Regions from separate parts of the Homo sapiens genome. Here region 2 is linked to region 1. The links are chromatin loops, found by intact Hi-C in ENCODE. Cell type or tissue: A673. All regions are shown on one strand. Each heading gives the region's core, and the rest is flanking DNA. Links, peaks and the distances in the headings are about the cores only.

Evidence for each region. Hi-C counts contacts between places; a loop is a spot of excess contacts. Peaks named below come from ENCODE experiments on the same cell type or tissue, not always from the same donor. Only the 100,000 strongest peaks of a DNase experiment are listed, where the experiment ranks them.
Region 2: it touches region 1 in a loop (2.7-fold over the local background); 8 of 110 quality-filtered maps call a loop at or near these places.

What each region holds. Positions count from the first base shown.
Region 1 is chr1:116,728,901-116,745,404 of GRCh38, forward strand. It overlaps the pseudogene NEFHP1. Among named protein-coding and RNA genes, the nearest start is that of CD2, 17 kb to the right of the region's middle. RefSeq lists enhancers at 9,207-9,506, 9,975-10,184. In A673, for the core only: a CTCF peak has its summit at 8,546 (motif pointing right); a DNase peak (open chromatin) is centred at 8,581.
Region 2 is chr1:117,277,125-117,293,628 of GRCh38, forward strand. No RefSeq gene overlaps it. Among named protein-coding and RNA genes, the nearest start is that of LINC01525, 10 kb to the right of the region's middle. In A673, for the core only: a CTCF peak has its summit at 7,693 (motif pointing left); a DNase peak (open chromatin) is centred at 7,657.

The sequences.
Region 1 (16,504 bases), core at 5,213-13,212:
CTTTTGTAATGCAATTAAGGGAGATGAGAGTGGCCTAATCCTTGATGTTAGCCAAAAGTTGAACCTATTCCTACAACTCTCTCTCTAGCAAGAAATATCTGAATTATGAGGGAATATTAGGCAGGCAGAGGGTTTAGCTGGAAAGATTTAGAAAGAAAAAGGAATGATTTACATGCTGGATACTACAGGCTATTGGTGCCTCTTGGCCTCTGCGCATGGGCTTCCTGCTGTCTAAAGAGTGCACCTTTGCCAGTTGTCAAAATTCTAGTCATCCTTCAGGAGCAAGCACAAGAAACTCTTAGAAGCCTTCTTCACTGGCCTACTGGAGCAGCGCTGCTCACTCCTCCTCTGAGCTGGCAAGGCACCTTGTCCATACATCCACCATTATTGTGTGCACCACACCATATTGCAAAGATGTGTGTGTGTGTGTGTGTGTGTGTGTGTGTATGTCTCCTTCCTGGGCTGTGAGTTCACTGAGAGCAGCACTGAATCTCACATCTTTGTATCCCCAGTGCCTGTTGTAGAACAGGGCTGTATGAGTAAGGACTTTTGGTTGCAAGTTACAGAAATCAACGTGATCTCCCCTCAAGCAAAAAAAGGACAAGCCATTTTAGTTCCCTCAGCATGCTCTGTATTTCCTTCCATTTCTCATGAAGATGACAATCTTGTTGGTGTGCTTTTCATAGGGAAGAGCTCAACAGATGTGCACCAAACACAGGGTGGTGAGCACTGGAGGCAGAAGCAGAGAGAAGGAATGGGAAGGGAGGGGTGATGCGGAAGCCCAGTGGAACCTGCCTCTCTGTTTATCCTGGAGCAGTCACGATGGCTCCAAGGTCACCATTCTCTGAAGACCCTGGCCTGGCTCTCCTTCCCATTCTCCCCTCCTCGCTCACTGTCTTTCCCCAGAAAGTGGGGAAGTTCTGTCAATTGGTTGCGCTCAGAATTTCAGGCATCCTGCCCACCAGCCCAGTGCCAATGAGGGGCTGGGCTGTTCCCTGAGCCCATGGCGTCCCAGGAAGTTGCCTGCAGAGTTTGAGGACCACAGGGTGCAGAGACCTCCTCCCTGCCAGCGTCTACTTAACTCTTCTCTCAAGTTGTTCTTACTTTTTTTTTTTGGTCCTTACTCTTTAATTGCTCAATTTCTTTCCTTTGTTTTCCTAGTTAAAGGCTAACAAAAAATGAATTGGATATTTTAGTCATTTGTGGTCATCATTAATTTCATGGTCCTCTGCATTAATTAAGTCTTATTTCCTCTCCATAATCTTCTTTCCTCCTGATATTTGTAAAAGCACATCTTATTCTCCTTATTTGCTTTGGCTGGCGTGATCTAATTCTGATTTTTCGCCACCCTTATCTTTTCCTGGGAAGCTTTAACTGATGCAGCATATCCTCGTTTAATTCTTTCCCTTTTTCTCAGCAGACAGGAGAGTATTTCTTTCTCCATAGATTTCCTACCAGTCTTTGGGAGAAGTTGTGCTGATTAGATTTTGCCTCTCCTTTAGGAGTCCTGGGCTGGGGCCGGGCACGGTGGCTCATGCCTGTAATCCCGGCACTTTGGGAGGCTGAGGTGGGCGGATCACTTGAGGCCAAGAGTTTGAGACCAGCCCTGGCCAACATGGTGAAACCCTGTCTCTACTAAAAATACAAAAATTAGCCAGCCGTGGTGGCGCACACCTGTAATCCCAGCAACTCGGGAGTCTGAGACAGGAGAATCACTTGAACCCAGGAGGTGGAGGCTGCAGTGCACTGTGATCACTCCACTGCACTCCAGCCTGGGCAACAGAGTGAGACCCTGTCTCAAAAAAAAAAAAAAAAAGTCCTCGGCTGGGCTTCCCCTCCTTTCCACAGGCTCCTCCCCTGAAACCAAATCACCCAGGTTGTCCAGTCTTCCATCTGCAGCCAGACAAAGTGCTCTTTGCCCCTCAGCGGCAGGTAACTCTTTCCCTTGCTGTTTCACTGCTTGAACAGAAGACTGTGCCTGGGGCAAGAAGGAAGAAGGGAAACCATGCAGTGAGATGGGCTCCCTGTTAGCAGCTCTGGTACACAGACTGGAGGTGAAGCAAACAACAGCAAAGATGCTAGGGACCTCAAGGCGTTGAGAGCCATGGATAATTAAGTGCTCCTAGTCCAAGACCTTCAAACTTCACTTTTGATTTGTTGACAGCCAGAGGCAATGTCCGTCCCTCTATCTATGACCTGCAGGCACCACAGCTATAGTTTCCCCTGAGCGTTTTGCTTATTCTTCTCATTTAATGCCTATTTTGCTCTGCCCTGACTTGTGGTTCGTCATTTCTGTGTCTGTCTCTCTTATGTCATAAAATTGAAGTCATCTCACTCCTTTGCAACCCACGCATACTTTGGATCCTATAGTCTCCATTTCTATTAACATCATTGCCTAGATTATTCTGGAACCATCTACAGCCTCCTTTCTCCCTCAGCCTTCACAGGTAATAGGTCACCAAATTGCATTTTTATGAGTACCCTCCTTTTCATTCACGCTAGATGCCCTTCATTAAACTTTCTCTGGATGCACTGGACATTGTGGTGGCCAACTTACACCCAGCCCCATTCTCTCAATAACCACCTTTGGCTTTCTTTCCATCACCACATCTCCTCATTTACTTAAGGGATGCCAACTACCCAGAACTCTAGGAATGAAGGCTGTGGCTTATGCCTAACCCAGTCAGTGTAATTCCACCCCACTCCCCCACCTCCCTGTTATTCTCATTGGTTCAGGCTGAGCACATGACCCAGTTCAAGCCAATGAGGCTAGAGAGGACATTTATTGAAGTCTTTGGGAACAAAAAACTTCCTTGCTCTTCTGAGAACACTCCCAGAGTTGAGCCAGGTGCTGGAAGCCATCTTCCCCACTGTATGGGAAGAGGCTACCTGAAAATGAAGCCAATGCAGAAGAAAGCAGAGACAAGAGATATGGAAAGATGAAGAGTCCCAATTTTATTATTCAAGTGCATGGATCCAGCTGTGCCTGAACCACTCCTACACCTTTGTTATGCACCCACATTCTACATCCAATCCATAAGCAGATCCCACCAGCACTGCCTTTGAGAATATTCAGAATCCAATTCCTTCTATGTCTGCTGCTACCTTCCTAGTCCTCTTGCTCAGACTACTGCAGTAGCCCTCACACTGGTCTCACTGCTTCCACAAGTGGCCCAGGAGATCCTTTTAAAACCGTAAGTCGGATCACACTACTGCTCTGCTCAGAACCCTCTAACAGCTCCCCATCCAACTCCAAGATCCTCACCATGACTCTCAGGCCCTGCATGGCCTGGCTGCTCCCGCTGTCCTCCTCTCTTACCACTCTAGCCCTCGCTCAGCCCACTGTATCCTCACTAGCATTTTAGCTTCCACTTCAGGGCCTTTGCACTTGCTGATCTATCTCCCTGGAATGCTCTTCCACCAGATAGCTGCACGGTTTGTTCTCTCTTTCTTTCAGGGTGCTGCTCTATTGCTACCTTTTCAGTTAGGCCATCCTTGACCCCTCCTTCCTAAAATAGCACTTTCTTATAACTCTGTATCCCCTTGCCTTGCTTTATCTTATTTGTAGCACTTACAACCACCTGAAAAAATTATATACTGTCAACTGAAGAATCACAAGGTTCATAAATTTGGAAAGGAGAGCTGTACTTCTCTGCAGGTGACCATTCTGACAGGCTGGAAGTGTAGCCTCTGGCCAGAAGCCAGAAGCAAGGACTTAAGGGTGGGAAGACTAAGACAGGGATTTATGCTGAAGAGGGTGGTCAAATATACATAATCAACAGGTTATAGGAAGAGCTATAAATAGTAGCAAAGGGGAGTTGTGGGCATGCATAGCAGGCTAATGTGTAAAACACGCATCCCGTGTTCGCTCTAGGGTGGAAACTCAACATTTAAATGTATTACAGTTAGGCTCTATATGTCAAAAGGTGAAGCAGGGGACACAAAGGCCCTCTGTGTGCAGCCTCTGTAGACTGGCCCAAACCACCCCATGGTCAGTGGTGTCTAATGAGGAAGGGACTCTGATCAGTTGTTGTACTGAAACAGGGCTGGTTTCTGTTTAACCCTTAGGGAAAAAACCCTAATAGTAGTTAGCAGAAGGGAGTGTAAGGAGATGTGTCCGACTTCCCACTCTGTCATGGCTGGGAAGTCAGTTTTTAAGGTTTCTTTGAGGACTCTTTGGCCAGGCGGGGGACCATTCAGTTGGTTGGGGGACTCGGGATTTCATTTTTATTTCTCAGTGTATATGTGGTTGTTGTTATCTGTATCTACCCTTTAGAACATGCACCCTATGAGAACCTTGGGCTGCTTAGTTTGCTGCTATATATCCAGCTCCTAGAACAGCAGCTGGCAAGTGAGGTACTCAGCAGAGTGCTGTCAACTTACTGATTGGATGAATTAACACATGAGCTAATCATTTTCCTATTTTTGCATGAAGTATTTTCAGTTGAGTTTCTGCCACTTACAAAGTATTCTCACACAACATTTAATTAATATGTTTGCTTAAAAAGTGGACCAATGAGTACCTTAGCTTAGGTTGGGTTGTAGGTTACATCCTCATAGATAACAATACCTGACATGTGACTGTCCCTTTTGAATGCCAAGACACCACATTCAGGGCCCTCTTACATACTTACATTGGTTTTACAATATCAACAGGGCAAATATTGCCTTCCCCCCATATTTCAGGAAAAGTGAAGTGGTTTGGTGGAGTTAAGCAGCAAAGCAGGGACTGGAGCCCACATCTTGTCCCCAGCCCACAGCTCTTGCCACATCTCAGTTTTGCATTTCTGTCCATAGTTCTGCAGCTTCATAGTGTGGCATTCACCCACAGGCCTGGGGGAGTGCTATGAAATCCTGTTCCCATGTGATATCTACTTATCTAACATTTCTAATTCCCTCTTCCCTGAAAGCCAATAAAATTCTAAATCTTTTCCACATGAGACTGTGGGCTTTTTGGGAAAAAGAAAATCAAGCATATGGCTCTCAGAAAATAAAATCTGCTTTGTGAGATAAAAATCTCCCTCCTTGCCCCCACCCTCCCAGCTACCCCATGGTATCACATTCTTTGGAGTTTCATTTTACATGTTGGGGCTGGGACAACAGACACATGTGTGTGCCTGCCTTGAGTGGTCATAATACATTGCAAAAAATCCTTCTGCAACCCCTCTCTTCCAGAGTGGTTTTTTCCTTCCTCAGCTATTCCCCACGGATGACATTAGCTCCCTTTTTAATTCCTTTCCCCTCGCTGCACGCTCTGATGTTACTTACCAACCCCCAGTGGATATGCAGAGGCTTATTCAGTGTCACATGTAATAGATAAAACAGCGGGGGCTTCTAATCGGAAAATGTTTTGCAGGCTGCAAAAGACTATGGAAAACCACAAAGCTGCCAATATGGTCCAGAGTTTATTAATACATATTTGGCACAAGTGTGGCACACAACACTGCCCTGTCCCCCATGGGGGATTAGTTACATGTTTACAGACATAGCATACTGTGGAAGGGGGGCAAGGATATAGCCCCCTTTCTAGGAACCTTCTGCAGAGCTTGTTTTTTTATCTGAGGCCCAGAGACATCCAGGTAGTATGCCTCTTCATGTGGGCACAGCATTAGAGGTTGCTTGAGTCTTCTTCCTATTTTATTTATTTTTATTTATTTATTTATTTATTTTTGTAGAGATGGGATCTTGCTTTGTTGCCCCAGCTGGTTTCAAACTCCTGGGCCCAAGTGATCCTTGCAACTTGGCCTCCCAAAGGGTTAGGATTACAGGTGTGAACTCGGCTTGTAGTGGTGTTTTTAAGAGGCTACCAATTCCTTTACACACTCCCATCAAGAGGTGGGGTTGGCCGGGCATGGTGGCTCACTCCTGTAATCCCAGCACGCTGGGAGGCCGAGACGGGCGGATCACGAGGTCAGGAGATCAAGACCATCCTGGCTAACACAGTGAAACCCTGTCTCTACTAAAAATACAAAAAATAGCCAGGCGTGGTGGTGGGCGCCTGTAGTCCCAGCTACTCAGGAGGCTGAGGCAGGAGAATGGCCTGAACCCAGGAGGCAGAGCTTGCAGTGAGCCGAGATTGAGCCACTGCACTCCAGCCTGGGTGACAGAGGGAGACTCCATCTCAAAAAAAAAAAAAAAAAAAGAGGTGGGGTCAACGTCTCCTCTGCTAAAATCTGGGCTCTGTGACCTCTCTGACCAAGCGAGTGCTGTGGGAGGACGCTATGGCCTCCCAAGGCGGGGTCAGAAGGGGCCAGGCCCACTCCACCTGCAGCTTTTGGGATGCTCGCTGTGGCCCCTTTTCTGGATACTCCTAAGCAGGAAGCTTCCACATTGTAAGGAGCCCAGTCTCATGGAGAGGCCTTGTGGGGTGCTCTGGTTGACTGTACTCCAGCCTCCAGGCACAGGCCCCAGGCATGCAAGTGAGGCCACTCTCTTGGAGGCACCACTCCCAGCGCCAGCCCACCCAGCGCTCAGCCATTTGCATCACCCGGGCCATTAAAGTCTTCCCCGCATCGCTCCAGAAACAGTAGAGCAGTGAAGAGCCGGGCCCACAGGTTCTGTGAATGTAACAAGACAGCCGTTTCATGCCCCTGAGTGTGTGTGGGATGGTTGCAGCAGGAGGAATCACAGCACACAGCCAGGTGAATGCTGAGCGTTAAAAGGGCCCTGGGTACATTCCAAGAACTAGACCTTCCAGGCCTCCTGGCTGGACCACCCACACCTCATCAAATCTATAGGGCCAGACTGCAGAAAAAACTCCTTGTCCATTGTTAAAACCCTGCAGAAAGAACCAGACTCTACAGCAGTCAGCACTGACTCGCTGCCACTCTGAACAAGGCCTGCTGGGACCTCCTACTCGACCTCCCTGTCCCTCCTGGGCCTCTCCGGCCTCCTCTCCTTCCACCTTCCCTCACTCACTCCCCAGCAATGCTGGTCTCCTCCTTTGGCCCCCCACACACCAGATATGGTCCCATCTCAGGGCCTTTGTTCCTGCAGTTCCCCCTGCCTGAACTGTCCCTCCTTGTATATTTGCCTGGCTGTCTCCCTCAATTCACAATTCCTTTAGGCCGGGAGTTCCCAAGCCCTGGCTGCAGACTGGTACCGGTCCATGGCCTGTTAGGAACTGGGCCACAGCATTAGATTCTCCTAGGAGCGCGAGCCCTATTGTAAATTGTGAGTTTGAAGAATCTAGGTTGCGCTCCTTATGAGAGTTTAATGCCTGATGATGGGAGGTGGAACAGTTTCATCCTGAAGCCATTCTACCCCAGTGCCCCGGTCCATGGAAAAATTGTCTTCCATGAAACTGGCCCCTAGTGCCAAGAAGGTTGGAAACCGCTGCTTTAGGCCTTTACTCAGAGCCACCTCCTCCATCAGTCCTTTGTGGCCATGCTCTCCAAAAGGGCAAATCCCCACCCATGTCTCCAATTTGCATGACTCTTTTTCTACTTTATTTTTCTCTTGAATACTTGTCACTATCTAAATACTTCTATTTTACTCATTTTTGTTGTTTATTATGCCTTTCCCACTAGAGTGTATGTTCAGTATGCACAGAAATACATCCCCCAGGGCCTAGAAGAATACCTGGCACAAGGAAAGCAGGCAGTCAATATCCATTGCAGAAATAAATGAATACTCTGTAACAAAGTTATGCTTTTGCTTTTATCCCGAGAAACAAACAGAGTATATGCCTATCACAATAAATATTTGTTAAGTGAATAAATGGGAGACATGCAGGATGGCTGGTTTATTGTTGCCTTTAGAAAACAGTATGAATTCCATCCTGCCGAGATCTCCTCCAACTTCCCTCTCCAGCTTCACCACCTGCCTCCCTCCTCTGCTCAACCGGAGCAGGTATTCCCCGGTTCAGTGCACTGAAGCCTGGCTTCTGCCATTTCCTCTGCCTGGAAGGTCCTGCATCTACCTCTTTGTGAACTTACAACCTGTTTGTCTCTTCAGGACCAGCTCAGGTACCACCTAGCTGGAGTCCCTTTGGCCTCTGGTGAATTCCATGTGCATTTCTCCCAGGTCCTGAGGTCCCTGGGTATCTGTCTCATCTCCTTCATCTGTCTGAATCCCAGAGAAGAGCAGGTGCTGCTCTGCCTTGTTCATATCTGTAGTCCTTACCTCCCTTCACTCATAGGCAGCTGCAGATACAGATGGGGTCTGGAGAATTTGGGGATGTGTTGGAGGGATGGGGTGAGAGAGGAGGTCTGGAGAACTCCATGTTCATATCCGATTCTGTCAGAGTTTGAGAAGTGCAACAACAGAAGTAGAACTAACTGACATGCCCCTATGACAGTGAAAAGAACACAGGTCTTGGAATCAGAGAGCCTGGTCTCATCTCCTTGCTAAGTCTCCTTAGACAAACCATTTACCTTTCCCAAGCCTTGGTTTCTTCAACTACAAAAATGTGTATGCCACAAGGATATTGTTTGGATAAAAGAATATCATTCTTGAGGGGGGAAGAAGTGTAAACTGGAAAACACTATGCAAATGTAAACGAATGTGTAAAAGATGTTCTAACCAGTGAAATTGACAAGAGTGTGGCTCAGGTTGCTGCCAGAGGGTGGCAGCAGCAGGCAGGGACTTTGGCCCACGGTCCTTTGAAAAAAGCTACCCTGGAAACTGCCAGAAAGGGATACATTCGCTGGGTTGCCCTGAGATGATCAGCTCATCTGACTGAAGAGATTGCCCTCTCTCCTGGAGTGGGATCTGGCCAGGGCTGAACCAAACCCCAGAAGTCTTCCCTTGAGTGATTTTCCCCAGATGTTTTTTACGGCCACCCTCACCATCACGATGCTGTCCTGAAATTTCCGGCATTCGGTGTAGGTGTTTTCTTGGTGACCTCATCTAGTCTTCACCACAAACTTTTGAGTATAAGTGAGCAGGCCAGATTGTAACTCCTTCCCACAGATCATCATTTTTTTTTTTAAATTTTCATTTTTATAGAGACAGGGTCTCACTATGTTGCCCAGGCTGGTCTTGAACTCTGGCCTCAAGCGATCCACTTGCCTTGACCTCCCAAAGTGTTGGGATTACAGGCGTGAGCCACGGCACCTGGCTGCACCTCACCATTTCAGACATGACAAAACTGAGGCCCAAAGAGGTTACTTTGAAGATCACACAGATACTAAATAGGAAAAAGTTAGAATTTGCATTTTAAGCCTGGGTTTCTTTTTTTAGCTTGAATTCCATTACATCATCACTTCTTTCACCTTGCTTGTTCAGTTATTCATACAACCAGCACTTTTTGGGCTCTTGCAGTTTGCTGGAGAGCTGCATAGACTTCCTACTACTTAGCCATGGTGGCCGCTCTCCTGGCCTAGGCGAGCCGATGTCTCCCACCCTTTCTGTTCAGAGCTAGGGCCTCAGTCTATCTTCCTCTACTCTGGGCAGCAGGCGCCACCTCCTTAGTGTTCTGGGGCTCATATCCCAAGCCCAACAGCTGAGAAAGGGCTCTGTCTCCCCCTGCTCCCTACATCACAGCTTCTTAGATCACAATCTCACAGGCCCTGCTGGCTTTATACTTAGGCAATCCTGAGAAATAACTAGGAAGAGGAGGGTAACAAAAACAAAAATAAAAAGCAGAGAAAAGTAACGCATACCTAAGGAATCATATAAAGTTTCCTAGTTCTTCTCAATCTACAGTTCACGACTTCTCTGCTACGAAGTCTTCAAGCCCTGAGCTTGAGTTCTCCTGACTTACTTCCGAAGGTGAAACTTCTCTATTTTGTCTCTTTTATTCTCTTAAGTTGGCCTCATTATCAGGAACATAGAGGCAATCTGGGAAGAAAGCTGACATTTGTTGAGCATCTCCTAGGGCCAGGCATCGTGCTAGACCCTGGACACACGTCACTTCATTTGACCTCACAATAGGCTTGAGAACAAAGCATTTGTCTTCTTTTACAAATGTGGAAACCGAGACGCAAAGACATGAAATGACATGCCTAAATTCGTGTTTCTAGCATGTGGTGGCTCAAAGCTCTTTTCCCTTAAAGCACATGATTATACAGCTAGCAACAAGCATGTACCCCTTCTCTCAGAGGTGTTTAACGCTTGGGGGAATTCCAAGGTCAGTGACTTTCATATCCGGAACCCAGGCTTCACACAGGAACTGGCACTGTGGGCCGATTCTGTCCTCTCTGCTTTGTGGGTGGGAAGCCCAAGAGGAAAAGAAAACTCAGTTTTTGCCTTGGAGGAGATAACACCTGACAAAGGAACAAGCTCTCAGAGACAGACTTTTTGGCTGGAAAAGAGTACATCTGCTGCCATGGTGCATGCATTGGTGGCCGATAACATTAGGCTGCTTTTGTGAGAACACTCACCTCTTTGCCTGGCAGTGACAATGTTTGTGGAATCTGATTTTGCTGCTGATACTGATACTGAAATTCTGCTGTGATCATCTAGATACAACCAAGATAAACATCAATAGGACCTGGCCACAGACACACAGTGTGGCCTTTCTGATCATCACTGAAGCCCTGGCAAATATCAGTTTTTTTTCTTTTTGTCGTTTTATAAGCACTTTGTTTTATTGCACAGAAGCAATTGAAACTGGACACAGGTGGAAAGTGCGCCCTGGCATAATTCAGTGCCCAGTGCCCGGCCCCACCTGGACCACTCTTCCAGAATAGAGGTCTCTGGGCAAGGGCTTGACCACTCCTTTGGAAAACAGAAGGCATTTGGGAACAGGTTAAGACATCTCAAGCATAATGTGTTTCTAACTGCTTGTGGTCATCTGTCAGTTGCACATAGAGGCAATAAATGCACTTATTTGGAAAGGAGGGGGGCAGTTTTTATAGTCAAGTATTTACGTATGGCATTTGGCATGTATCACATTCGGCTACATAAGCTATCATAACATAATTGTCCATCGCCTCGGGAGGGTGTGGGGGCAGGAGGCTGGGATTGCCCTCTTTTGCTAACATATTGCTAATGAAGTTCCTGTTTGAAGAGGGAGGCCCTGTCATCTAAGCAGTTTCTTCTTACATAAAAAGTAAAAATTGCATTACTCTGATCCTTGAGCTCCAGGACCCTTTTGAGTTTCTTTGGCTGCTCCAGACATTCCTTTCTCCCTGCCTTACTTCCCCTTGGCAGCCTTGTCTTCTGTGGCCTTCTCTGGAGGCCTGCTGTCTTTTTGGTCTGTGCTGGAGGATTTTTCAGCCTTTTCCGCCTTAGGTTCACTGAGCTCCTTTGAGAGGGTCGTCTTTGGCTTTGGGTCTTGGGTTTCTCCTCAGGCTTCTTGAACTCAGTGGCCTTCTCCTCCTTGGTATCTTTTTTCTCCATTGCTGCTGCCGCCTCCTCCCTCTCTGCTGGTTTTCTGGGTTCCTTGGCCTTGGCATCATCTGGTTCCTTCTTGGCCATCTCTGTCTTCTCTTTGGGTTTAGCGTCTTCCTTCACCTCCACCTTGGCAGGAGCCTCCTTCTCTAAGGTGGCTGCTTTTTTCTTATCTTCAGCCTCTTCCTTCTTGGCTTCAACTTTGGATTCTTTGGGCTTTTCGATGGCAGCTTCCTTCTCCTCCACCTCGGGCTTTGGAGCCTCCTTGTTGGATGACTCCTCTTTCTTGCTCTCCTTCTCTGTTTTTGGCGTGGCGGTAGCTTTCTCTTCCTCTGCCTTCTTTGCAGGCTCTTTGACTTTTACGTCCTGGGGCTTCTCCTCCTCCTTCACTGGGGACTTCACCTCTTCCTTCTTTGGGATCTCCTTCTCGGGGGCCTTGGCATCCTCTTTCAGGGGAGACTTCACCTTCTCTGGGAACTTGACCTCCTCTTTGACAGGGCTTTTGGCCTTTTTGGGGGATTTATCTGCAGAGGGCCTTGCTTCCTCCTTTGCTGGAGTGTTGGCTTCTGGAGACTTCACATCAAGAGTCTTGGCCTTCTCAGGGGACTTTGCTTCTTCCTTCACTGGGGACTTGGCCTTCTTTGGAGACTTGGCCTCAGCCAGTGACTTTGCCTCTTCCTTTGCTGGGGACTTGGCCTTCCCGGGGGGACTTGATCTCAGCTGGAGATTTTGCTTCCTCTTTCTGTGGGGACTTGGCCTTAGCCAGTGACTTTGCCTCTTCCTTTGTTGGGGACTTGGCCTTCCCAGAAGACTTCACCTCAGCTGGGGATTTTGCTTCCTCCTTCTCTGGGGACTTGGCCTCAGCCGGTGACTTTGCCTCTTCCTTCACTGGGGACTTGGCTTCCTTCTCTGGGGATGTGGCCTCTTCTGCTAGGGGAGACTTTGCTTCTTCTTCTCCCCCTTTTGCCTCCTCTTCTTCACCCCCTTCTTCCTCCTTGACCTCCTCCTCTTTGGCCTCTTTCTCCTCTTCTTCAGTCACTTTTTCAGTCACTTGGGTCTCCTCTGTCTGTTCCTCCACAATCACAGTTTCTTTCTCAGACTTCTCTACCACTTTGATCTTCTCTTTGCTTTAGACCTTTATGTGAGTGGACATGGAGGGCATTTGGAGGAGTCCTTCTGGAAGTGAGAAAGGAATTGGGCCAAAGCCAGTCTGACATTCCTCACCTTCCAGGAGTTTTCTGTAAGGGGCTATCTCTATATCCAGAGCCATCTTGACATTGAGCAGGTCCTGGTAGTACTCTCGCAGCTGGGCCGCCATTTCTCACTTGGTGTTCCAGCGTCCAGCTGCTGAGTGGCTTCCTGGTAGGAGGCAATGTCGGCCTGATGACGGTCCTCCAGCTCAGAACACTGCCTGTCCAGTGAGTCGATGGTGCTCTTCAGTGCCTCCAGCTCTGTGGTCTCGGCCGGAAGCTGACGCTGATACTCAGTTATCTCCTCCTGCACTCAGCACATGGAGTCTGTGTTCACCTTGGCTGCCTCAGACAGTCGGTCCATCCTCACTTGGAACCACTCCTCAAACTGCAGCGTGCTCTGCACCGCATGGCCTTCAAGCTGCCGCAGATCTCATGCAGTGCAGACGCCGTGACATCACGTCACACTTGAGGGCGTCCCCTCCGCGGCCTGCACCTGCGCCTGCGCCTGCGAGGCGCCGCAGCCCTGCATCTGGCCGAGCAGCTCGCCCACCTGCTCCTGCTGGCGGTGCCACAGGTAGCTACACTCCTCTTGCAGTGCCTGCGCCTTCTTCTGCAGTTCCACGCCCGCCGCCTCGGCCTCCTGCAAGAAGCCGCCAACAGCACAAGCCTTGACCTCTTTGTGCTGCTGGGCCTCATCATGGAGGCACCGGTGCACATGTGGAAGTCCTGGAGCAGGTGCTCCTGCTCCAGGCGCAGCAGACTGCGCACCATGCCCAGGCACAGCACCGTGGGGCGCATCCCGCAGACCTCGAGTTCATACAGCTCACCCACGGTGGTGCAGCCTGCCTGCTGCTATCGCAGCACCACCGCCTCACCCTCCAGGCTGCAGTTGTGCACGTCTAGTTGCCGCACCTTGTCGCTCTAGCCTGTGAAGCAGTCCTTCAGCACCTGCAGCTGCTCCTTCTCACTGTGCGCTGTGGCTGCCGCCACCACTCAGCCCTCCCATCCCATTGGTCAGCGTGTCCAGCCAGTCAGTGCTCAAGGCGGCAGGCGCCCCCGAAGTGGCTGGGCGAGGCTGACATGGAGCTCATGGACATCCGTGTCCATGAGTGGAACCCGCTGGAGGATCCAGCAGCCGAGCGCCTTCTGCTTGTGCTGCCCTTTAGGGTCAGCGTGTAGTGGAGGCTGCTGCTGCCGTTCAGCACCCAGCAGTGCCTCAGAGCCACCAAAGCTCATCATGGTCTGAGCAGGTGCCTGGGGCCAGGACGGGATGGGAGGCACTCAAATGTCAGTTTTTGGTAAAAATGCAGCTGGGCATGGTGGCTCATGCCTGTAATCCCAGCACTTTGGAAGGCTGAGGCTGGTGGATCATGAGGTCAGTAGTTCAAGACCAGCCTGGCCAATATGGTGAAACCCCCATCTCCACTAAAAATACAAAAATTAGCTGGGTGTGGTGGTGTGCACCTGTAGTCCCAGCCACTCAGGAGGCTGAGGCAGGAGAATCGCTTGAACCCAGGAGAGGGAGGTTGCAGTGAGCTGAGATTGTGCCACTGAACTCCAGCCTGTGCAACAGAGCAAGACTCCATCTCAAAAAAAAAAAAAATGCTAGACACTTTACTCCTTTTTTGTGTTTCTACCCTGAGTCTGTGGGAAGGTGTAATGAGGGTGCAAGTGGAGGCACCAAAGAGAGGAGATGGAAGTTAGGCAGGAAGGTGAGGTGGGACGCAGGGATTACTGCAACTAAGGACAAGTGAGGTGTGCAAGGCAAAAAGTGACAGTGAGGTCTCAGGAAGAAGCAAGCAGTGTCTCCGAGTTTGGAGCACAGGTCCAAAGGGCTAGGGATTAGGTGATGAAAGTGTGGAGGAAGGGGACAGGCACAACCCAGAACCTCTCAGGGCTTAGAGTCCTCCACTGAAATGTGAGGGGATGTAATCCTATTTGGAATTTCTTTCTCTTCCAAAATCTCACAGTTCAAAAAATTCAGGTAAGTGTGAAATACAGAAATGGCAATTTTGACCATAGTCCTGCCAGAAATAACAAGTTCCTCTTCAAAGCTTCCATGGTCTTTCTTAATCAGTAATGAGCACTTGTTTCTCTGCTTAATCTGTAAAGAGCAAATGTCTTATTCTGTAAACAACCCTTCCCACCTAGTTGGTAATGGACAGCCTCTCCCTTCCTGCCTAACTGACCTTATTCAATTTCAAACACTAGCCAATCAGGTCAGCTTAGACTGTGCCCAACTCCAGCCAATGGGGAAAGGACACAGAAACAGGAACTGTTTTAGGGATAAAAATCCCTGCCCTAGCTGACTTGGTGTGCTCTTGTGATTGGAGGGATGCAGGCAGCACCCTTCTGCAAAGTAAATGTGCCTTGCTGAGAAATTTTCTATCTAAGTGCTGGTTTTTCCTTGTGGCACTGAGCACTTGCTTCTAACAACTTGGGGGCTCATCTAGGATCCCATTCTCCTCAGGGGAAGGGTCTCCGATCATCTCTTGTGAGGAGACGCATCCCACTGCCTCATTGCAGCTGCCTCAGGAGTGAGGGATCGAGACCCACCTGGCGTGACGAATAAACCCAGACTCTCAGCAACATGGGAGGAAAAGGCCTACAGATACTGCAGTGACCAGGTAATTCTGTGCATAGACCAAGGTAAGAAAAGCTGCGGGGGTGGTGAAGTACTTCCTTGGTGGTTGGGATGTCCTGGAGGTTGAAAGTGTGTGAATAAGATGCACAATTAAGTGCAAAGCGAGTGTGGAGTCTGGATTTGCTGTTCTGTGGTCACGTCACATGGCTTAAGGTGGCTTTCCTGTCAGGGGTTTATACCGACCCATCAATGCTAAGAAGGACCTAAATTCCCAGGAGAGAAACAGCCAAAGAAGGACAAAGGGAAAGCAAAGGAGTTCAAGAAACTTCCAGTGGTTGGGGGGGAGGGGGTTGCTGAGCCTCCAGAGAAAGAGTGCAAGAAATCTCTAGTAAGAGAGAATGAGCCACACACAGTCAGGAAACTCAGGGAAATGCCTACAACTTCCAGGATGGGAAATACCCTAAGCAGGACAGGGAATATAAAGGACAAGACAGACAATAAAATTCCCTCTGATAGCCCTCTAGGTCTCATGTTAAAATATTGGAGGGATAATGAAAGGACCAAACATAAGAAGAAGCAGAAAATGATAAATATTGTTGATTTATTTGGACCAAATATTGTTGCTTTATTTGGACCAAAAAAACCTATTCTCAAATCTTCAGTTTTCTCACCAAGGTTTGGGTCAAATGAGGATTGGATTTGTCAACTTTTAATAGAATATGTCAATGATAAAAGTCCTGTCTCCCAAGAGGAAATAGACTATGCCCTGTGCTGGGGGCAGGGGCCTGTCCTCTTCTACCCTCTAAAAGCTACAGGAAATAAGCCAGAAACTACCTCCCCTAAAGAAATTGAGACCCCTACCCCAAACAGTCCATTAACACATGGGATCCTTTAGACCACCTTCCTCTGCTAAACACCACCAACTTTGCCTCCTCCTCAAGCAGATGTAACCACCCCAAACCCTTCCCCTGCTCACGTTGTTCCCTCCCCTTATAATCCTGACTCTTGGGGCCATTCCCAGTCTGAATGCCCTGTCCTAGGAAAGCTTCAATGTGAAATAGAACAATGTAAAAAGGATATTCGAAACTTCCCTTTCCCCTCCTCCTCAAAGGAGTCTGCCCCAACCCTTTTTCCCTTAAGAGAAGTACCACTTGGAGGAGGGGAATTGGCTCTGAAAATGCCCCCTTAACTAGTTCAGAGGTCAGAAACCTGAAGAGGGAACTTAAATCACCATTAGATGATCCTTTTGGGGTTGTGGATCAAATTGACCAATTTTTAGGACCACAAGTATATACTTGGGCTAATGTCCATCTTAAGTATTCTCTTTTTTGGGTGGTGGAGGGGAATAAACATGATCCACAGGGCTGCTATGATAGTCTGGGAGCATGCACATCCTCCCAGTCAAAATATCCCTGCAGTAGAACAAAAATTTCCAGCCCAAGACCCCCAA
Region 2 (16,504 bases), core at 2,880-10,879, 550 kb after region 1:
GAGGCAGAAAAATCACTTGAACCCGGGAAGTGGAGGTTGCAGTGGGCCAAGGCTGTGCCACTGCACTCCAGCCTTGGTGACAGAGCGAAACTTCATCTCAAAAAATAATAATAATAATAAAATGAGAACTGTTTTATGCACTCATGTAATAAACCCAAGTTACTGATTACCTGCTAGATACTATATACGGTTCTAAGAGCAGGATACACAACACTGCTCTAATGGAACTTATATTCCACCAGTACAGTGGGGAAGACAGCTTATAAACAAGTATATGAATAAATAAGAAAATATCAGGCGGTAACACTTGCTTAAATAACAATGAAACACAATGATGTGACTGAGAGTGACTGCCATAGGAGTGGCACTACTTTGGGTTGGAAAGGCCTCTCTGAGGTGGCATTTAAGCTGAGATCTGAACATTAGAAAGAATTCATCTGTGAAGATCTTGGAAAAGAACATTCCAGCAGAGAGATGACCTACACTGTATACCCAAGTTAGAGAACTGGATGCAGGAAGTGCAAAAATGAAAATACTTTAATTATTCATAGAAAATTCTTTGAAAAGGAGAAAGAAAATTATGAAGATGACAACCAAGATAAATAAGTGCAAAATCAAACAAAAAAGATAAGATTGATAAATCCAAGATTGAGTTACTCTGGAGGAAAAGTACAAAAGATAAGCATCTAATCAATAATTTTTAAAAACACATATAGATATAAAAATGAATATAGACAGCTACACAATTTTTAACAGAACTAGGATAACTCTAATACAAAAGAGAAAAAGAAAAGAAACAGGAAAAAGAAAAGCATATCAAACTTTAGATCAATCTTATTTATACATCTGGAATCATAAACCTACTAAATTGTATCCACAGAATATTAAATGACTATGCTTCATAACCAAGAAATCTTCATTCCAGATATACAAGGATAACTTAGAAAAAATATTAATATAACATGTTACATCATTTTTTCACAGCGGATAAGACATATCTTATAATCACAATGAATGAATAAAGGTTTTTGATAAAATTCAATACCTTTTCTGATTTAGCGTTACTCTGGCAGCTTGGAGGAATAAACTAATGTGGATGCCTTGCTTCACTCAATATGGAGAAATGGTAAATGATATATGATGCATATAATTAAAAGAATAGCTAAGCTGAAAAAAAAGAAAAACAATAATATGTAAACAATAAAGGAATTTAAAGCCAGAATTATGAAATAATGAAATAATATAGTGATAACTTTGGGGACAGGAGTGAGGGTATCAAATCCAGATATTGGCTCTAATAATCATTCAGGGAAAGGACAGATATGGTTTGGGGCCTGCCTAAGGTGGTAAGCTATCACTAAGATCACTGCATAAAATGGGGACCTTGAGAGGTACCCTCCAGTGAACTAGAAACAAGAAATTCTCTGCCCAGAAGAGCAATAAGGAAATTTGAATCTGCCTAGGACTCTGATCAGAGGAAAAATTATTCCTTTAAAAACCAAAACCTCAAGACTGTTTTAAACCAAAATATAAACTACGCAGGTGGCATAGGCATCCTCAAGTCCAAGAAATTAACGTAAACTGGTTTGAAGCCAGCAAATCAACTTGGCAGAGGGAAGCGTGCATTTCCAACGTCTAGAGCCAGAGTCAGCAAACTAAGGCCCGTGGGCCAAATACTGCCATGGCCTGCTCTTGTAGACTTTGTGTGTTAAGAATGGATTTTACATTTTTAAAAGGTTATTACTAAAAAAAAAAAAAAAAAAAAAAAAAAAAAAAAAGGAAGAAGAGAAGGAGGAAGAGACAGAGACTGTGTAGCCTGCCAAGACTAGAATATTTACTATTTGGCCCTATATAGAAAAAGTTTGCCAACCTATGATTTAGAGGACAAAGAGAGCCCAAAGGGATAAAATATCCTTACTAAAGATCAGCTTACAATAAAAGATTACCCTGCAACTAACTCATGCCCTATTTAGGAAAGTCAATAAACTCAATGACTAGTAGGATTAAGTAGCTTTGCAAATTTTAGACGATAGTACAATCTGAAGAGACTATAAAAATAGTATTTTTTAAATAATTAAACTGTATTCTTAGCTATTCTGGAGGCTGAGGCAGAAGAATGGCTTGAGCCCATGAGTTCAAGGCTGTAGTGCTCAATGATGGTGGCTGTGAATAGCCCAGGCACTCCAGCCTGGGCAATATAGCGAGACCCTGTCTCTAATAACAATATTAATAATGAAAGTGACAAAGGGAAATAGTTTCTTATGGTTTTTTTTGTTGTTGTTTGTTTGTTTTTTTCCCGAGACTGAGTCTTGCTCTGTCACCCAGGCTGGAGTGCAGTGGCACCATCTCGGCTCACTGCAATCTCCGCCTCCTGGGTTCAAGCAATTCTCCTGCCTCAGCCTCCCAAGTAGCTAGGATTACAGGCACCCACCACCACGCCTGGCTAATTTTTGTATTTTTAGTAGAGACGGGGTTTCACCTTGTTGGCCAGGCTGGTCTCAAACTTCTGACCTCGTGATCCACCTGCCTCAGCCTCCCAAAGTACTGGGATTATAGGCATGAGTCACCGCGCCTGGCCGGAAATAGATTTTTAAAAAAACTTTTATAAAAGAAAATGTAGTAGTTGGAATTATAATTCAAAGGAAAAATTAGATAGCAGATGTAAACACAACTGAGGAAGTAATCAATGGACTAGAAGGTAAATCTTAGAGGATTAACCAGAATGTAACACAAAGTGATAAAGGGATAAAAAATATGAAAAAGAAGTTAAGAGTTAGGAAGAACAGACTAAGAAAGAATGATTAGTTGTAGTTCCCAAAAGAAAGATTAGGAGAAATGAGAAAGAATTATTTGAAGATAAAATTATTGTGAATTATTAAGAAACAATAAAAATGTAAATCTTTATATTCAAGAAATACATTAAATCTTCAGCAGGATAAAAATAGATAAATCCAAAACTAGGCACATTATGGCAAAGTATTAAAAACAAAAGAAAAAGAAAATAAAAATAAGCAGAGAGTGACCGGGCTCCGTGGCTCACGCCTGTAATCCCAGCTTTTTGGGAGGCTGAAGTGGGTGGATCACCTGAGGTCAGGAGTTCGAGACCAGCCTGGCCAACATAGTGAAATCTTGTCTCTACTAAAAACACAAAAATTAGCCGGGCCTGGTGGCACGTGCCTGTAGTCCCAGCTACTTGGGAAGCTGAGGCAGGAGAATCGCTTGAACTCGGGAGGTGGAGGTTGCAGTGAGCCAAGATCATGCCACTGCACTCCAGCCTGGGTGACAGAGCAAGACTCCATCTCAAAAAAAAAAAAAAGTCATCAGAGAGAAAACATAAATTAACACTGTGGCCAAGATTGCTATATAGCCACCCAAATATATTCTGAATCGTCTGAAAAACCAGAGTTGTAGTTGAGCATAAGGATGCTAATGTTAGCATTCTATGAGGAAAGCATGTCTTCTAGATATGACTTTAGAATCATGTAATATTTTACATAATTATGAAACAAACTTAAAGTTTAAAAAAAGCAATCCCTAAAAGTGGAAAGTAAAAGGAAACAATCCTAACATGTATCTAAATAGTGACATAACCACATAGAGAGAGATTGGTCAGAGTGACTTTCAGAGGGAGGCTGAGGCAGGAGAATGGCGTGAACTGGGAAGGCGGAGCTTGCAGTGAGCCGAGATTGCGCCATTGCACTCTAGCCTGGATGAAAGAGCGAGACTCCGTCTCCAAAAAAAAAAAAAAAAAAAAAAAAAGTGACTTTCAGAAATAGTAATTTGACTGTATATCACTAGTGGTATATACCCTAAAAGCAAAAAGAATGACATAGGACAATGTTAAACTACTCACAGTAATCATGTTGTTAGTGGTGGCAATGGTATTATCATGTGGGCATTGTGGGATAAAGCGAAAAGAGTAATTATGGTACTGTATTAGTGTGTTAGGGCTGCTGTAACAAAATACCACAGACCAGGAGCTTAAACAACAGAAATGTATTTTCTCACAGTTTTGGAGGCTAGAAGTTCAAGATCAAGATTCTGTCAGAGCTGGTTTCTGGTGAGGCCTCCCTTCCCGGCTTGTAGACAGCCACCTTCTTACCATGACTTCACATGGCCTTCCCTCCTTGCACACCGGGAGAGAAGGAGAGAGAGAGATCACTGTCTCTTCCTCTTCTTCTTCTCCTTTTTTATAATAGAGACAAGGGTCTCACTATGTTTCCCAGACTGGTCTCAAACTCCTGGCCTCAAACAATCCTCCCACCCTTGCCTCCCAAAGTGCTGGTATTACAGGTGTGAGCCACTGTACCCGGACATGACTTTTCCTCTTCCTATAAGGATACCAGTCCTGTCAGATTAAGGCCTCGCCCTTATGATCTCATTTAACCTTAATTTCCTCCCTAAAGGCCTTATCTCCAAATACAATCATCCCTTGGTATCCATGGGGCATTAGTTCCAGGGCTACACACCATATCAAAATCGGCAGATGCTTATGCTCCTTATATAAAGTGTATTTCATATATAATATAAAATGTTATTTATTTAAATAAAACCTACCTACATCCTCTCATATACTTCAAATCATGTCTAGATTACTTATAATACCCAATACAATGTAAATACTATATAAATAGTTGTTATACTGTATTGGTTTTTTAATTTGTGTTATTTTTTAATACTGTATTATAATTTTTTTCAAATATTTTTGATCCTCAGTTGATTGACTCCATGGATGTGGAATCCACAGATATGGAGTGGCAACTATATAGTCACTGGAGGTTACAACTTCAGCATATGAATTTTGGGAGACACAGTTCAGTCCAATAACAAGTACCATTGAAAATTGAAAATTTTCACATAGGAGAAACGAAATACAGATGTAAGATAGCTAAGACTAAGTGAAAAACCTGTAGTCCTAAATGTGAGTAGAAACTATCAGTATGAGCATATATATATATACACACACACACACATACATATTTGTAATATAACTTTATATATGACTATATAATTTATATATATTATATCTATCCATTGAAAAGGCCTGAAAGAAAAGATAAACTCAGTAGCAATGAGACCACTAGTACCCAGATTATAATACCATTTCCTATTCAAATGAACCAGAGATTCTTAGAAAAAAATCTTTGACTCTAGGCCTGAGAAGGGAAATGTAAAAGCTGTACATATAAAATTTTGTCATCCCTGGTAGCAACCAAATTATTAGTTATCATTTCAGTGGGTTTATGAACCAACTTGAATAGTCTTCCCCAGCCAAATATAGGATAGTTTTATTTTTGGAATTGATTTTGACTACAGAGTATCTGAGCTTGCTTGCCCACTGGCTAGAATTCTATTAGTTACCTGATATCCTTTCAATAAATTCCTCTTTTGCTTTGAGTAAGTCAGAATTATTTTTTACTTTCAACTAAGAAACCAACAAATGAAACTTGCCTAGCATGACTGAAGGCATAATTGATGTTCAGTAAATGGTGATTTCCTTCCTAGGAGTCAAAAATCTACTATGACTTCTTTTCAGATTTTAAAAACTGTGAGGGAAACTTCCTGCCTATGAGGACTTCCCTCTTTCATGAGGGAGATTCTGCCTCTGTTCACATCCCCTGCAGCTCCCCTACTCTCCTCTACTCAAGGGAAGAAGGTCTGGAAGCCAATTGATCACAGTCCAAGGTTTTGACTGGGCCCCAGTAATCAGTGGGCAGGGCCACTGTCTCAAAATGTCAGCACCCAGTTCCTGTTTTCCCGCATTTTCTGCTTCCTATCTCCCAGTGGTAAGCAGACATAAGATCTCTTAGGTCTTCCTCAACCTGATGCTAGAGAGTAAATGCATTTAGTATTCCTCTCAAAGGTTGGATCTCTCTATCAAACAATATGCCTAAAATTTCCATTTGAAGAGAAATAAAAAATCCCAGTTACACACTGAGGCTTAAGACATGCTCAAGTTCATCTTTTACCAGAAAACGCTGCATTGGGAATTATCAGGTGCTGACTTAGCTAGTAATCATATAATTCATTGATTCTCATTTCCTGCTGTTCCTTTCCTGGCACAGAACTCCCCTGAGACACTAAAGGCAAGATGGGACCATTTAAGGACTCAGATATTCTTGGGTTCCTCACAGAGGAGAAGATGGGTGATACCACCAAGTAACACCAAAACTCCTCTCTCATTCTTACAGAACCACCAAGAGATGGGAAACAAAGTGCAAAAGAATATAGCATGGATACTGACATTTCAACACAGTGACTCTGACGTTTATGCTTAGGGGCTCTGACAGGTTGGCATAGGGTAGAAAGGAGCAGAGGAGGAGGCCAGTGGGAGGAGAAGGAAGGCCAAGTGAGAGGATGGCCTCCTCTGCGGTCTTCACTCGATTCTCTTTACCTCACTCCACTCTCCCCCATTAATTCCCACCTATACATCCAAGGAAGAGAGTGATAAAAAGGGTAATGAGGATGAGTCAAGTTCAAAGGTATTTTATTGGCCACATTCTTTTTTTGGGTGTTCATGTCCTGGGAATTTCTCTTTTGTACCTCTGGTGTGCGAAAAGCACACTTATACCACCTATGCTCCAGATTTTAAAGAGAGGCTCATTTCTCTCTCCTTTCGTTGGCATGGTTTTCCTTGGATTCATCTTTTCTTGCTGTCACAAAGTTAAAATAACAAAGCCTGAGAAAGAGGTATAAACTTAGGGGGAAAGTACCAAGACGGTCACTTGGACATTTTATTATTATTATTATTATTATTATTATTATTATTATTATTATTATTATTTTAAGGGTCTTGCTATGTTTCCCAGGCTGGTCTCGAAATCCTGGCCTCAAGTGATCCTCCCACTTAGCCTCCCCAAACACTAAGATTACAGCCATGAGCCAAGACACCTAGCCAGGGCCTAGTTTTAGCATTAATTTTGCCTTTAGATTAGACAAAAAGAATCTTTCAGTGGTTATCCCTAGCTTCGCAATGGCCTAGGGTAGTATTTGAAGCCAAAACATTCTTATAAAATGCATGCATTTGCCTGGCCCTGTCCTCTGAGCATGATGTCTCCCTTGTGGCACTCATGGACAAGGGCAAAGCTCTGGCAAGGCAGGATTTGGGTGTTCAGAACCTTGAGCCCAAGCCCAATACTACCCCCAACCCCAAATACCATGTCTTCCAATTCAAATAACATGGGTGATAATGGGCCTGCCATTCTAAAATCATGTCTGGCTAATGGCTTGGCAGGTGAATAATCTGCTATGAGCCTACCTGAGCAGTGGCTGCTCTTGGGACCAGAAGATGCAAACACACACAGCTGTGAGGAAGCCCCAGCTCTTGGGAACTGTTGCTGCAATCTCCAGGTCTACTGGCCTTGCTTCACTGTTTTCTGATGTCTCCATCAGCCCCATCCTGATGATCTCCTGGTACTCCCCGACTTTAAGGAGACCTGTTTGCTATGGAAGCTCTAGGAAATGCATAATGGTATGAGGTGATGGCTTCCAATAATGGGCCTTCGCATTCTGAAGATGATGTGGTTGAAATGTGAATGGTTCAGTCTGCTTGGGAGATGATCTTTCCAAGACAAGCTCCTGAACTGATGCTGCCTTATCTTCTTACATGTGTTCCTTTGTTCCCAAGTCACTTACTGGGACTTCAGATGCCATCTCAGGTCCTCTGCTTCCCTCTTCTGGTCAATTGAAGGGAATCTTTATAGCCATTTAGAGCTCAGGGGAAGAATTAATATATGATGCTACCTAGTATAGAACCAAATAATAATCTCCTAGTGATCACTTTTCAATTCACAAAAAGCTACACCCAGGAAATAGGGTAATTAAATATAACATTATTACCTATTAAATATGCTCACACTAAGGCAGTCATAACATCTATTCTACTGTACAGAACCAGAGGGAAGATGTTGAGCCAGCAGTTCTACATGTGATATCACTGTGTGTTTTTGTAGAAAGGGTTCTTTGGTTAAATGTATTTGGAAAATCTTAGGGTAAAATAAGTTACACAGGTTTCTTTACTAAAAAATTGCTCAGGGCCTTTAAATTTATAACGTGAATTGTTAATCTCCCAGGGGGATATGGTATATAATTTTTGATCGATGACTCCTTGATTGGAGAGAATTCCAAGGATTAGCATTCCATTCTGTAGAATATTCTGGGGGAAATGTGACACTAGACATTGAAAAGGTGAACTTAAAAAAGAAAGATCTTCACATTTTGAAATGGCAAGTGTCATCTCACCTAAGCCAACAGCAGGTCCGCAAAGCAAATGACCATTAGTACCTCTTGAGTTGATATCAGCCTCAAGTTTTTTTAAACCACAAAGCTTAGAGTTGGGAAAAGGACCCTAAAGGCCCTAAAGGTCCTTTGCAGACCAATCCCTCCATTTTGTAGATAAGATGACTGAGACTTAGAGAGCTATATAGTCTCAAAACCCAGTGAAGAAATATAATTTTACCATGTATTGGTGGGAATCCAGGATACACCACTGTTTAGCTGAGAGGAGCTGTCCATCACAAAAAGCCTGCATTTTGACATATTCGATAAGCAGGTTTTTTTTTTAGTTTAAGCCAGGTGTGGTGGCTCACACCTGTAATCCCAGCACTTTGGGAGGCCGAGGTGGGTGGATCACCTGAGGTCAGGAGTTCGAGACCAGCCTGACCAACATGGTGAAACCCTGTCTCTACTAAAAATACAAAAAGTAGCTGGGCGTGGTAGCACATGCCTGTAATCCCAGCTACTCGTGAGGCTGAGGCAGGAGAATCGCTAGAACCCGGGAGGTGGAGGTTGCAGTGAGCCGAGATCATGCCATTGCACTCCAGCCTGGGCAACAACAGCAAAACTCCATCTCTAAAAAAAAAAAAAAAAAAAAAAAATTAGTTTAGAAGAGTATATATCAGGCCATCCGCTTCACTGGAAAGATGTACGCAAGATGCTGCAGCCTTTAACAAAGAAGATCCAACTTATTATTCATTTATAAACCCACAGAAGGCACTTTTATAAAAAGACATCATCCTCATTCATGCATCAAATGGAAAGTCAGGAAATACAGTTTGTGTTAAACTCCAAAGGGCTTTGATGCTTTTTCATAAATGTTAGCACATTTGGGAGAACACCACAGCCTTCTGTGTTAGCTGAGACTATTCTGGTTGCTAGTGACAAGAACCCAGCTTGAACTAGTTTAGGCAGAATAAAAAGGAGGGTGGGGAGTAATTTATGGGAAGGCTCACATAACAAAAGGAAGAGCTGGCCGGGCAGGGTGAATGAAAGAGCCATCAAGATTATCACCTTCACCTCTTGCATTTCTCTCTGTCAGTCAGCTTTACTCTTCTACTGCAGATGGGATCTGCCCCCTCATGGGGGTGGTGGCTCTCTTTGGCTCATAATTTCACATCTTCCCTACCAGAAAGCAATGGTCTCTAGTTCAAAGGTCCCAGAGAAGGGCTCTGATTGGCCTTGCTTCTTCAAGGTGTACCTTTCTGAGGTAAGGGAAATAGGTCTTAATAGAGGCAGATAGCCTGGTGGGTATCAGTATGGGTTCTGAAGTCCAACTGCTTGAGCTCAAACACTGGCTCCCCTGCCTACTAGCTGATTGATCTTGAGCAATTTACTTAAGCTCTTTTACCTCAGTTTCCTTATCTGTAAAATGGGGACAATAATGGTTTACAGGTTTTATATCACGATTAAATGAGGAAAATATGTAAACAATTTTATATGGTACCCAGCACAAGGCAAGTAATCAATAGTCATTAGCTTTTCTCATTACTGGTTCAGCTTGGAGGGTTAGGAGGTCATGCTTAGATCAATCACTACGGCAATTCAATGGAAAGATTAAGAGCATAAGCTCTATGGTCTGATGATGTGATTTCAAGTTCCAACTCCTGCACTTACTAGCTATACCTTATGCAAGTTGCTTAACTCTTCTGTGCCTTTGGTTTCTTCATCTATAAAATAGGGATAATAATCATTCCTATCTTGTAAGATGGTTGCAAGAAATAAAAGAGATGACAAATTTGAATCATTTAGCATCTTGTCTAGCACACAGTAAGCATGCAACAAAGTTATTATTAAGGCTGTGCAGGCGGTCTACCAAAAGATGATATCTTCCATTTGAATCATGACAGTAGGAGTATTTCATTCATTTATTCAATAAATACTTGTTTAGTGCTACTATTGTGCTAGGCACTGTGCTGAACGTTAAGAATACAGGGTGATGAGCAAGACAGATAATGCCCTGAGTTCATGAAGCACACGTTAGTAAGGCTTTAAGCAGCGCGATATTATTCTGGGCAGGACAAACAACAAATGTCCACTATACCTACCAACTATTAAATCCCTAACTTCTGGCTGGGTGTGGTGGCTCACGCCTGTAATCCCAGCACTTTGGGAGGCCGAGGCGGGTGGATCACCTGAGGTCAGGAGTTCGAGACCAGCCTGACCAACATGGAGAAACCCTGTCTCTACTAAAAATATATAATTAGCTGGGCGTGGTGGTGCATGCCTGTAATCCCAGTTACTCAGGAGGATGAGGCAGGAGAATCGCTTGAACCCAGGAGGCAGAGGTTGCAGTGAGCCAAGATCATGCCATTGCGCTCTAGCCTGAGCAACAAGAGCGAAACTCTGTCTAAATAAAATAAAATAAAATAAAATAAAATAAAATTAGCTGGGCGTGGTGGCACGTCACTGTAATCCCAGATACTCGAGAGGCTGAGGCACGAGAATTGCTTAAACTTGGGAGGTGGAGGTTGCAGTGAGCCGAGATAGTGCCATTGCACTCCAGCCTGGGCAACAGAGCGAGAGACTTGGTCTCAATAAATAAATAAATAAATAGATCCCTAATTTCTCTGTTGATAACCAGTCCTTCAGATTTCTTATCTTCTGCCTTGTCTCAAAAACATAGTCACACTTAACCATTATATCTCTTTCTCCTTGTAAAGGGATACCTCTTTCTATTCTTGGTAGATAATTATGACTATGTATGAATGTACATACATACTGTATGTATAAATTGTATTATATGTATATATTCTTTATGATATTTTGATGATCTGGTAGATCACTTACCTGTTAGGAGTTTGGGAGACCTACCACCTTGATTAGCCTCAAATTTAGGAGTAAAACCAGGACAGCAGAAGGTCAGCTTCTCCAAAAGATAAAAGAATCCTTCAAAAGTTGGTTAGTAAACTTACCTCACATTATATACAAAAATCATTCTTAGGTGGATTATAGATTGAATGGAAAAAGTAAAACAATAAAGCTTCTGGCAGATAACATAGGAAAATATCTTTATGAATTCTGGATTAGGAAAGGTTTCTTAAACAAGATCCCCAAAGCACTTAAAATAGTTTGAAAAAGTTGACTACATTAAAATAGTTTGAAAAAATTGACTAGATCAAATTCAAGAACTTCTGTTCATTAAAGTGCATCACTAAAGGAGAGAAAAAGCAAACCTCAAAGTGGAACACCATTTTTCAATGTGTGTAATCAACAAGGGGTTCAGGGTTCATATCTAAGATACATAAAGAATTCCTACGAACCTACCAGTCAAAAGAAAACAAAAACAGACAACACAACAAAAAAAACAGGCAGAAGATTTGACAGATAATGAATATGAAATGAGCATTAATTCTCAACCTCATTTGTTAGCAGGGAAATGTACACTAAAGCCATACTGATACACCACTATACCTCACTAGAGTATCAAACCAAGCTTTCAAGGTTGTAGAACATCAAGAACTCAAATGTTGTTGATGGAAGTGTAAATTGGCACAATTACTATAGCAAACAGATTGACATTATCAAATAAAATACAAGATATGCATAATTTATGACACAGCAATTCACCTCCAAGTTATATACCCTCATAAAACATATGTTTATGTGCACCAGTATACATGTTTAAGAATATTCATAGCAGTACTGAATAATAACTCCAAATGGAAACAACCTAAATGTCTATCAAGAGTGAAATAAATAACAAATTGTGATCTATTCATACTATGAAATACTGTATTATGAGAAATAAGGAAAAAAGTACAGCTGCATGATATATAGAGGATGAATCTTAAAGACACAATATTACGTGAAAGGAGCCAAACAGTACAGAATATACACTGTATAATGTACTTTATATACAATTTTTGTTTTAAGACTGAATCTCACCATGTTGCCCAGGCTGATCTTGAATTCCTACGCTCTTGCAATCATTCCCCCTCAGCCTCTGGAGTAGCTGGGATTACAGGCACACGTCACCCAGCCTGGCTCTATACACAATTTTTTAAAAGGCAAAATTAAACAAGTTTTAGGACTAAAACTATCAAAGAAGAATAAGGAAGTAAATACTATAAAAATCAAGAGAGTATTCACTCTTAGGGAGAGTGAGAGGTTACAATCAGGAAAAGGTTTTTACAGCTATTAGTAATGTTTTATGGCTTGACACAAGTAGATTACACTGAGGTTTATTTTACAGATTGTTAACTCGTATATTCATTTTAAAAACCTTTCTGTATGCATGTTATATTTTACACACACTCACACTCAAGAGTAAGTATAGTGCAGACACAATGGACAGAGTCAGATAAAGGGTAGGACTGATCAAGTTCAAAGTCACAGAGCTCTCTAAAGGAGGGTTGAAGGTCACCAGCTTAAAGATGATCACCATCTTAGAACAAGCACTTATGCAACTTGCTGCTAAATGGGAAAAGTGGTGGCTTGCCCAACCACATTATATATTCTATTGATATAACTTGTAGAGAGGGATTTAGTTATAGAGAAAATATACAACAAACATTAAATCCATAGGTTTCAAATGATCAAAGCTAAAAGTCTCCCAGAACCCCTATCTAGGGGTGCATGCGCAACTCCACAAATCTGTAGTCATTGGAGGGGAAACTCAATGGACAGATGGAGAGTTCCAATCATCAGAGCCTCTGCTGCCAGGACATCCTTCATCCTAGCATGCCCGTTTTTCACTGGACCTGGGCAACTGACTTGCTCCCCAGCTGCCACAGCTTCTCCAGCAGGAATTGCAATCATGTCTGCCCTGCACCATCACCTCCTCACCATTGTAATCATACCATTTTGCATCCTCCTTGTCTTCCCACAGCTTGCATGTAATCGAGGGGTTTGTATGCTGGTTTGTTTGGCTTTGGCTAGGAAGAGAAAAGTTTCTATCATAAACATGCTCCCTACATTTTCCCCATGCTGTTTAGTTCATGGACCCTTCCTATATCACTCTCATACTGCCCTTCGCGTCCTCCCTAGTGCCAGCAGCCAGGGATTTTTTGATGTTTATTGGGCACTTATAACTCTTAAGCTTCATAATAATGAATGAGATGGGAGTATTATTATCCTTACCTAGGCTTAGAGGGGTTAGGTACTTAATTTTCACATCTCTGCTTCCTTGCCCCTACTCACACACGTCCCATACAAATCTAATAATTTTAAAATATTTTCATTGAAATAAATATATTAAAGGCAATTTTGAAAGTGAATTTAATTTCTAATCACACCATTCTCACTCATTTTTCTGTTTTTCAAAGTTTTGCCATGTTCATATATAATTATATGATTATATACATATTCTTTTTCTCGTTTTTTTTAAAATCATAAATCTTTTATCTTTGTCTTGAGCTTAAATAACTCTCAAGATCTCATTTTGGGACACAGCTTAGCATTGCACTGAGAAGATAAATAATAATCTGCTTAACCATTCCCATATTATTGGGTATTTAGGCTTTTTAGTTTTAACTAATAAATATTGTGTGCAATAATACATTTGTTAAAGTGAAATATAAAATTTTACATTTATCCCTGTTAAATTTAACTTCATTAGCTTTTGGCCAATTATTACAACATATCAACAGCTTCTTGAATTTTTACTTTGCTATCCAATGTGCTTGCATGATTCATGGATTTGATGAGTCATTAATTAAAGCATTGAAAATGGCAGACCCAAGAACAGAAGCTTACAGAGGTATATGTGCCAAAAGGCACACTGGAATGTTCAAAATAACACCCATGATATTTCCAAACTTGCAACAGCCCACATGTCCATTAGCTGCAGAATGTGCAAACAAATACATATGCACAGAATGGACTACAATATAAGAATAAAAATGAATGCACTACAGCTAGAACCATTACTTGGATGAATCTCACAAAAAGAAGCCAAACACAAAAGAATACTTACTCTACGGTGCCATTTTAATAAAGTTAAAAAAGTAGACAAGACTGATTTATGATGTAAGGTATCAATATATTGGTTACCTTTAAGGAGGAGGGGCAGTTTGTGATTGGAAAAGCATGCAAGGTAGGCCTTTGAGATGCTCATGAATGCTTTACTTCTAGACCTGGATGATTGCATGGGTATGTTTATTTGGTGATAATTCATCAAGCTGTACTCTTAGGATTTGTGAATTTTTCTGTGTTTTGCAATTCAGTACGAAGTTTATTTATTTTGTTTTTATTTTTATTTATTTATTTATTTAAGATGGAGTCTCACTCTGTGGCCCAGGCTGGAGTGCAGTGGTGCGACCTTGGCTCACTGCAACTTCCACCTCCGGGGTTCAAGAAAGTCTCCCTGCCTCGGCCTCGTGAGTAGCTGGGATTACAGTACCTGCCACCATCTCTGGCTAATTTTTCTATTTTTAGTAGAGATGGGGTTTTGCCATGTTGGCCAGGCTAGTCTTGAACTCCTGACCTCAGGTGATCCACCTGCCTCGGCCTCCCAAAGTGCTGGGATTACAGGCATGAGCCACTGTACCCGGCCCAAAGTTTATTTTACAAATAACAAGAATAATGAATTCAAAAGTTCATAGTGACAGCTGAACACAGTGCTGTGTTCCTGTAGTCCCAGCTACTTGGGAGGCTGAGGCAGGAGGATTGCTTGAGCCCAGGGGTTCAAGGCCGTAGTACGCTATGATTGTGCCTGTGAACAGCCACTATGCTCCAGCCTTGGTAACAGAACGAGACCTCATCTCTAAAAAACAAAAGTTCATAATGACGCTAACAATTATACATAAATTGATGAAAATTAAAAAGATAAAAATATAAGATTGGAGCTAGCTTGGAGTGGTAAATAGTGAGTTCAGTTTGAATATGTTGAAAGGGAAGTATTGGAAGAACATGCAGGTGAAAATGTTCAGTAAATAGTTGTATACGGGTCTGGGGCTCAGGGTAGAGCTCTGAGCTGGAGAGGAATATCTGGGAGTCATCAGTGTATTGATAGTAATTGAAATCATGGAAGTAGATGAGATCTTATACAGACCAAAAAAAAGCAATCTGAGGAGAGAACCTTAGGGGATTGTCTAGACTTATAGAAAGAAAGTTCATGAAGGAGGTGAAGAAGGAGCATTCAGAGAGAGAGAAGACCTAGTAGAGAGCAGTAGAAGCCAGGGGTAGAGGTTTTAGGAGGAGGAAATGACCCCAAAATGCCAAATGCCAGAAATACAGAAAGCAAGTTAAAGACTGAAAAGTCTCCATTGGGTTTAATGACTAGGTCACATGTGACTTTGGTGAGAATAGAGTCAGTGGCATAACGAGGTCTAAGATGGGTTTTCCACACGGATGTCATCTAGGAAGATGGCAGAGTTTGGGAAGAGAGGAGGAACTTAAGATTTTGGTGGGGTTGGTGATAAGGAAGTGCAGAGAACAAAGTAGCTAGATGGCATGAATATTGAGTAGTACGGGTCTAAAAGCAGCGTGGGGCCTGGAAGAATGCTGACTATCTACCTTCCCACTCTTTGGTATATAGGACTAAAAAATTCTCAGCCTCTATTCAGGAGGCTACAGTCAGAATATATGTCAGGAGAACACTGGGTTTCACACCAGATCAGGAAGCTGAGGAAACATTCTATGAAGTGATTGAGGGAGTCTTTTTATTATGGATGGTAATTATGCTTGAAACTAAAGGAGAACAGACAAATAGTCTTCCCCCCTTGGCTGCTTAAGCTTTACCTCTTGTAGTCTGAATGTTTATCTTTGTAACCATTGTAATCAATTAATGAGAATCCTTAGGTAGAATATTACTCTCCTCTTCCCTTTCTCTGTCTGTTCACTTCCTGGGCCCTTGGCTATCCAGTAATTCTACATTCTTGTTAGTCCCAATCTACTCCTCAATCAAAACATTTTCTTCTTCCAGCCCCAAACTTCAGATTCCTCTTTGATTTTTTGTTATATAGAAAATTCAAAGCCAGTACAGCCCTCCTGGGTGGGAGACTAAGGTGTGTTCTGTTAATTCATGAAAAATCAATTACACAGAAAAAGTCTGAAGATACAAAAGCTGTCATAGATTCAAGGGAAAATTGGAATTCCTGATTGGTCATTGAGAAGAAATCTAATGGTCCAGGGCCTGATTCCAGACATGTGCTGTATGCCCATGACCATTATGTTCAGAGGTTCCTGTATCCACGGGACTTAACTTTTTCATGTGAATAGGATTTGATGGGCAGATGAGCAGAAGGAATGTGAATCCATGCTCTAGTCCATTTCCCTATGGCTTCAA